Linked DNA regions of Mus musculus: region 1 is linked to region 2. A link is a loop called in an ENCODE intact Hi-C map of the cell type or tissue named here. Cell type or tissue: heart. All regions are shown on one strand. Links, peaks and the distances in the headings refer to the core of each region. The heading gives the core; the rest is flanking DNA. Region 1 overlaps Klhl23 (kelch-like 23). Region 2 overlaps Ccdc173 (coiled-coil domain containing 173).

Evidence for each region. Hi-C counts contacts between places; a loop is a spot of excess contacts. Peaks named below come from ENCODE experiments on the same cell type or tissue, not always from the same donor. Only the 100,000 strongest peaks of a DNase experiment are listed, where the experiment ranks them.
Region 1: a loop joins it to region 2, with 5 times the contacts of the local background. A loop is called at or near these places in 1 of 42 quality-filtered maps.

Annotation. Positions count from the first base shown.
Region 1 is chr2:69,825,048-69,827,961 of GRCm38, reverse strand. All of the region lies in intron 2 of Klhl23 (kelch-like 23), which reads right to left. Among named protein-coding and RNA genes, the nearest start is that of Klhl23, 4.1 kb to the right of the region's middle. In heart, for the core only: no CTCF peak of the experiment used is centred there; a DNase peak (open chromatin) is centred at 1,401.
Region 2 is chr2:69,761,751-69,764,664 of GRCm38, reverse strand. It overlaps Ccdc173 (coiled-coil domain containing 173), which reads left to right. Exons shown (of 9, transcript NM_001077684.1): 8 at 2,779-2,914. Among named protein-coding and RNA genes, the nearest start is that of Ccdc173, 26 kb to the left of the region's middle. In heart, for the core only: no CTCF peak of the experiment used is centred there; no DNase peak of the experiment used is centred there.

The DNA.
Region 1 (2,914 bases), core at 260-2,759, 63 kb before region 2:
GAAAGACTCTGTAGTTTCAAAGAGGCCAAGCAAGGGCTTATTTCTTTTCTGTACATCATATCCCTGAATATCCTCCCCCAAGGGAAATGAAATTGAAATTTGATGATAATCAAATGGAGTTACGTTACTAGAAAATATGTTACTTCACTTCACAATGCAAATAACATCAATTGAGGAAACATAACATTATATTCTTTCTACTGGAAAATGGGAAATTCTAATTTTAGTATAAGTCTATCCCATCAGAATAGTATACATCAAATTTGCACAAAGTGGCACTAAGTGGTACGCTCCTCTGGGTTAGCTAGATAGAAACAAGAATCAGAACTTTCAAATGAAAGCAATATACCTCTCCCCTGGTTAGTGACTCACGCTTCTAATCTCAGGATCTGGGAGGCTAAAGTGGGAAGACTATGAGTTTGAGGCCAGCCTAGGATACATAGCAAGGCATTGTCTCAAAAAATAAAATAAAATAAAGTAAAACAAAACAAAATAAAATAAAGGATTTCTGTGAATTCAAAACCAGCTGTCACGTGGGTAGTGTTGGCAGAGTATGGAGCCTTCCCATACCACCAAGGGAAATATAAAAGCATAGGGCTTTCTTTCCCAGCAGCTACCCGGAGTTGGTACCCAACTCCATCCCCCAGAAAACAGTTTCAAATATAACTCTTGAAATTTTCAATAGAGCAATTTCTATCCTCAAGGATGCATTATCCATATCCCTGTTTACATTGAGTTCTTTTTTTTTAAAAAATATTTATTTATTTGATGTATGTGAGTACACTGTAACTGTCTTCACTCACACCAGAAGAGGGCATCAGACCCCATTACAGATGGTTGTGAGCCACCATGAGGTTGCTGGGAATTGAACTCAGAACCTTTGGAAGGGCAGTCAGTGCTCTTAACCGCTGAGCCATCTCTCCTGCCCAGGATGTATTATCTATAAAATCAGTGGCACTGTTATCATTGAGAGATAAAAGCAGCAGCACCTTCAGGCTTACAAACGCTGCTCAAGTATTTGAACTTGACTTGTTTCTTCTATGGGGAAGGAGTCAGAGCACTCAGGACCAGCCTCTGAATCAGGAAGCCATGGTCAGGTTCAGGCAAAGCCAAAACCTAGACAGCAACAGGCTCTCTGCTACCTTCTCCCACCCTCTCACCCAACCACATACTCAGCGGCTCCCTGAGTCCCACACTTGGCTCTGGTGTTATAAGCACACAGCCCTTTAGTCTTCACAAGACCCCCAGCTATCAAAAGCTGGAATTAAAAAACAAAACAAAACAAAACAAAAGCCTGGGCAGAGGGCTTGAATCATTTGCCCAAGTTTGGCAGAGAAAGTCAGAGCTGAGACCCAGGCAGCTTGGCTGCAGAGCATTGTGTGACTGTAAGACCATCTGCCGCTAAGCTTCCGGCTTCTCTGTCATCCAAGGCTCACTGCAGGTCAGATCTCCAGTCCAGGTCACATTCCCACACCCTCACTAGTGTTAAAAAAGAAACAGAAAGGCCTGGGAAGAAACATTTGGGACAAAATGACACCACTTTGATAAAAACTTACCAGCTGTTTTTTTGGTTTTTTAAATGAACCCCCAAGCACTGAAGCTTAAGTGCAGTAAAAGAAGATCCTAGTTGATTTTTTTTTTTCCAGCTGAAGGGAAGAAGGGCAAGGCTAGATAATCTCAACAAATGCACTGTTTATGCAGCAAACACTGAGACTCACTATGCTTGGCTCTGTGGGCCACAGGCAGCAAGACGACGACCCCGTCTCTGCCCTTGATTTTGAGAGAAGCCCGCATCACCAAAGCACAGGCAGATTATGTCTCTAGTTCTGGGGAGAATCAGCGTTATATTCCGAAGGGACTAGCCGTCCAAAGTCTTAGTAAGAGGCCTCATAGCGCTGATCAGTGTATTCTGCAAGCGGGAAAAGCTGGATATGAAAAGGCACACGGAAGCCAAGTGTGGGGGTGCACACCTTTAATTTCAGCACTCAGGAAGCAGACACAGGCAGAGCTCTCTGAATTTGAGGCCAGCTTGGTCTACATAGCAAGTTCCAGGACAGCATGGCTACATAGTGAGATCTCAAAACAAAAAAAACAAAAACAAAAACAAAAAGAACAACAACAACAACAACAAAAATTCAAACAAAACAACAGAAACAAATCAAAGTTGAAAAGGTTTTTAGAGCAAATGTTTAAAACAAAACCATAAATTAACAAAACTAACCAGGCCAATCTCTAAGGCAGGTATACATTAAGACTTGAGGTAAGATAAAGAAGGCTGTATAGGGGAGAGTGAATTATACTATTTCCTTACACAAATTAGCTTTCTGTTCTAACTTGAACAGTATTCTTTTTTTTTTATTAGATATTTTCTTCATTTACATTTCAAATGTTATCCTAAAAGTCCCCTATACCCTCCCTCCACCCTGCTCCTCAACCCACCCACTCCCGCTTCCTGGCCCTGGCATTCCCCTATACTGGGGCATATGATCTTTGCAAGACCAAGGGCCTCTACTCCCCGGTATTCTTTTTAAAAATATTAAAACACTTTATTCCATTTAGTTAACAAATTTTAAAGATGGAGTCTTACATAGCCCAGGCTGGCCTTGAACTACCTATGTAGCCAAGAATGACCTCAAACTTCTGACTGTCATAATCATGGGCGTGAGCCACAAGCCCAGTTCATATGGTGCTGGTGAAGGAACACAGCTTAGGTGTGGAAGCCATGCACTCTACTGACTGAGTGTTTTGTAGAACTTGCTTTAACGTCCAGACAGGTTGGGTTCTGTACTGTTTCTAGGAGAATCACCCTGGGCTGAATCACTCATCTAATCTACTGTAGATCCTCAAGAATATTTCAGTATGAAACATTCTTCCTAAAGAATTACTTCTCAAAGAGCGAAGAAGATTGCCAACC
Region 2 (2,914 bases), core at 228-2,727:
AACTTTTGCCACTGATTGACTGTTGTTGACTTTGGAACTGTCTTGTCAAGGTCTTGGATAGATTTCCATAATTCTTACACCTTTTTGACTCTTCTATAGGGTTGTTAATTCTTTTGAACATAAAACTAAATTATTTCTCAGACATTTCAGCTCTCATTAAGTTTTGACTCCCTTGTAGGCAGTTGTAGGGGGTGGCTCTGATGCTAAGGTCCTGTTCTCCATTTGTTCTTGATCCATCAATAAAGATGCTAGTGGCCAATAAGCTGTGAGGAATAGGCGGGACTTCTGGGTCCTTGTGAACCACCTAGTAGATGCAGGGAAGAGAGGAGGATTTTCAGTATGCTTTTTTTTTTCCTTTTCTTTTTTTTTTTTTTCTTTTTTCTTTTTTCTTTTTCTGAGACAGGGTTTCTCTGTATAGCCCTGGCTGTCCTGGAACTCACTTTGTAGACCAGGCTGGCCTTGAACTCAGAAATCCGCCTGCCTCTGCCTCCAGTATGCTTGGCGGGAGAAAATGTGGTCAGTCAGCCATGTGAGATCTGTGGCAGAGGGGGGTGGGGGGGGGGGGTTGGGTAGGCTGCTTCTCCAGGTAGGAGACTAGAAATGCAACTAAAGCTGAGCGACTGAAGTTGAGGAAGGGTTAGGTGCTGAGCTAGGAGTGTTAGGAAGGGCGCTGGCCTCAGGACATTGGAAGCCCCAACAACTGACCCATAAGGCAGGTTGAAAAGTAAGTTAATGTGTGTGTGTGTGTGTGTGTGTGTGTGTGTGTGTGTGTGTGTGTGTGATCAGTGGATCTAAGGGAGCCTGGGTGGGGCTAGTAGCCCAGTCCTCCTGGGGCTTAAAGCAAGGAAGCAAAAACTACACGCTACAGGCAGTTAGTTGGTTGGTTAGTTGATTAGTTGGTAGGTGATGGGACATGCATAGTACCCGTGTCAACTTTATGTTGCTTTGTCATGTTTTATACATCTGTTGAAGTAGATTTTTTTCTTCCTTCTATTCTGAGCCTATTAGGATATTCTGCTTCTTGTGACTCATATCTCAAAGTTCAGCTAGTGGGACTGGAGAAAGCTGCTGTTGAATATTGAAATGAGTTGCTGAAGTGAGCCTGTCTTGGCTATGTGCCCACAGGAGCAAGGATAGGGCTGAACACTCAGCACCAAGGTGACCAGATGGAGTCAAATCTTGATCATACCTTTGGATTCTATGCACCCGCTGGAGGCGGGATACCCAAACCCAGTGAAGCTTGTCTACTATGTTGGGATGTGGCTATAGTTACAGAGCAAATAACCTCTGGGACCATGGCAACAGAGAGTTCAGGTCCTGCGATGAGTGCCGGAACCTCAGAAATCGGAGTTCTGCGACCTAGGGTCTAATCCCTCAGGGGACCCTGGACATACTGGAGCTGAAGCCTGGCCCCAGTGCTGACCTCTGAGACCTGTGACCTCATTGGTTACAGGCTGCTCTTTGATCTGCAGAAGCTAGAGGCCTGGTTACCCAGTATTCACTGGCTGCCCAAACCGTTTACTTTTATACTGAAGGTGGTATGACTATCAGTTAATTACACACAAGTTATTTTTAAAGGTATTTGTTTACATTTATTTTATTAGTTTATATGTATGTTTTGCCTTCATGTAAATCTGTCCATCATGTGTGTGCCTGATGCCCACAAAAGCCAGAAGAGGGTAGTATCATCCAGAACTGGAGTTACAGATGGTTGTGAGCTGCGGGGTCTGGGAACCCGACCTGGGATCTCTGGAAGAGCAGCTACTGCTCTTAACTGCTGAGCCATTTCTCCAGCACACCCTTCCCCTCTTGTCTTAGTTAGGGTTTTACTGCTAAGAACAGATACCATGACCAAGGCAACATTTAATTGGGGCTGGCTTACAGGTTCAGAAGTTCAGCCCATTATCACATGGTGGGAGCATGGCAGTGCCCAGGCAGGCATGGGGCTAGAGGAGCTGAGAGTTCCACCTCTTGTTCCAAAGGCAACTAGGAGAAGACTGGCTTCCAGGAAACTAGGAGGAGGGTCTTAAAGCCCATGCCCACAGTGACACACCTACCCCAACAAGGCCACACCTCCTAATAGTGCCATGCCTTGGGCCAAGCATACACAAATCACCATACCTTCCCTCTGCCAAGCTATTTATGGATACAAAACAACAAGTTCTTCTTCAGAACCAGCTTAAGAGACAGGATTGCTTTGTATGTTCCTTTAAATGTCTTAAGAAAAGCCCCATAAATTACCCGATTCCTTTTCTGTATTTCTTAACCTTAGTAAATGGATCTCCTTCTTTATTCCTTACATGTCTGTCTGAACATTAACATACATGGCTCCTAAACATGCTAGCAGTTAATTGTTACCATGCCAGTAGTTGTGTACTTCAGACCTGGCTCTTCTGTTCCTGTGTTTTCTTCTACCTGCTCCTCCGCTTCCTGTCCCCCTCCCACAGTCTCCTGTGGGCCCAGGCTCAGAGGGTTGAACTCATGATCTTCCTGCCTCGGTTTCCTTATCTCCACTGCTGAGATTACAGGCACGAATTACCCCCCACAACTGTGTGTGTTGTTGGTTTTCATCAAAGACATTGATCTACATTACTCTTCTTACACTTTCATTAAGTATGCCTCTGCTATTCAAGAGAGTAAAACAATCTAAGCCAGCCACAGGCATAGTTCTCTGTCTTCACACTGCTCCTGGCTCTGCGCTTGAAGCGTTCTGATTCCTCTGTAATGAAAACTGGTTGCTAAAACTTAGGTTTTTTTCCTTTGCCATTAAACATCTAGATGAAAAATAAAGAGGAAGAAGAAAGACAAAGGAAAATAGAGGCTAAGGAACAATTGCAGGCTGTCTTGAAGGCAGATAAGATCTTCCAGGAGCTTGAAAAGGAGAAAAGCCTCAAAGTGACCAGAGAGAAACTGG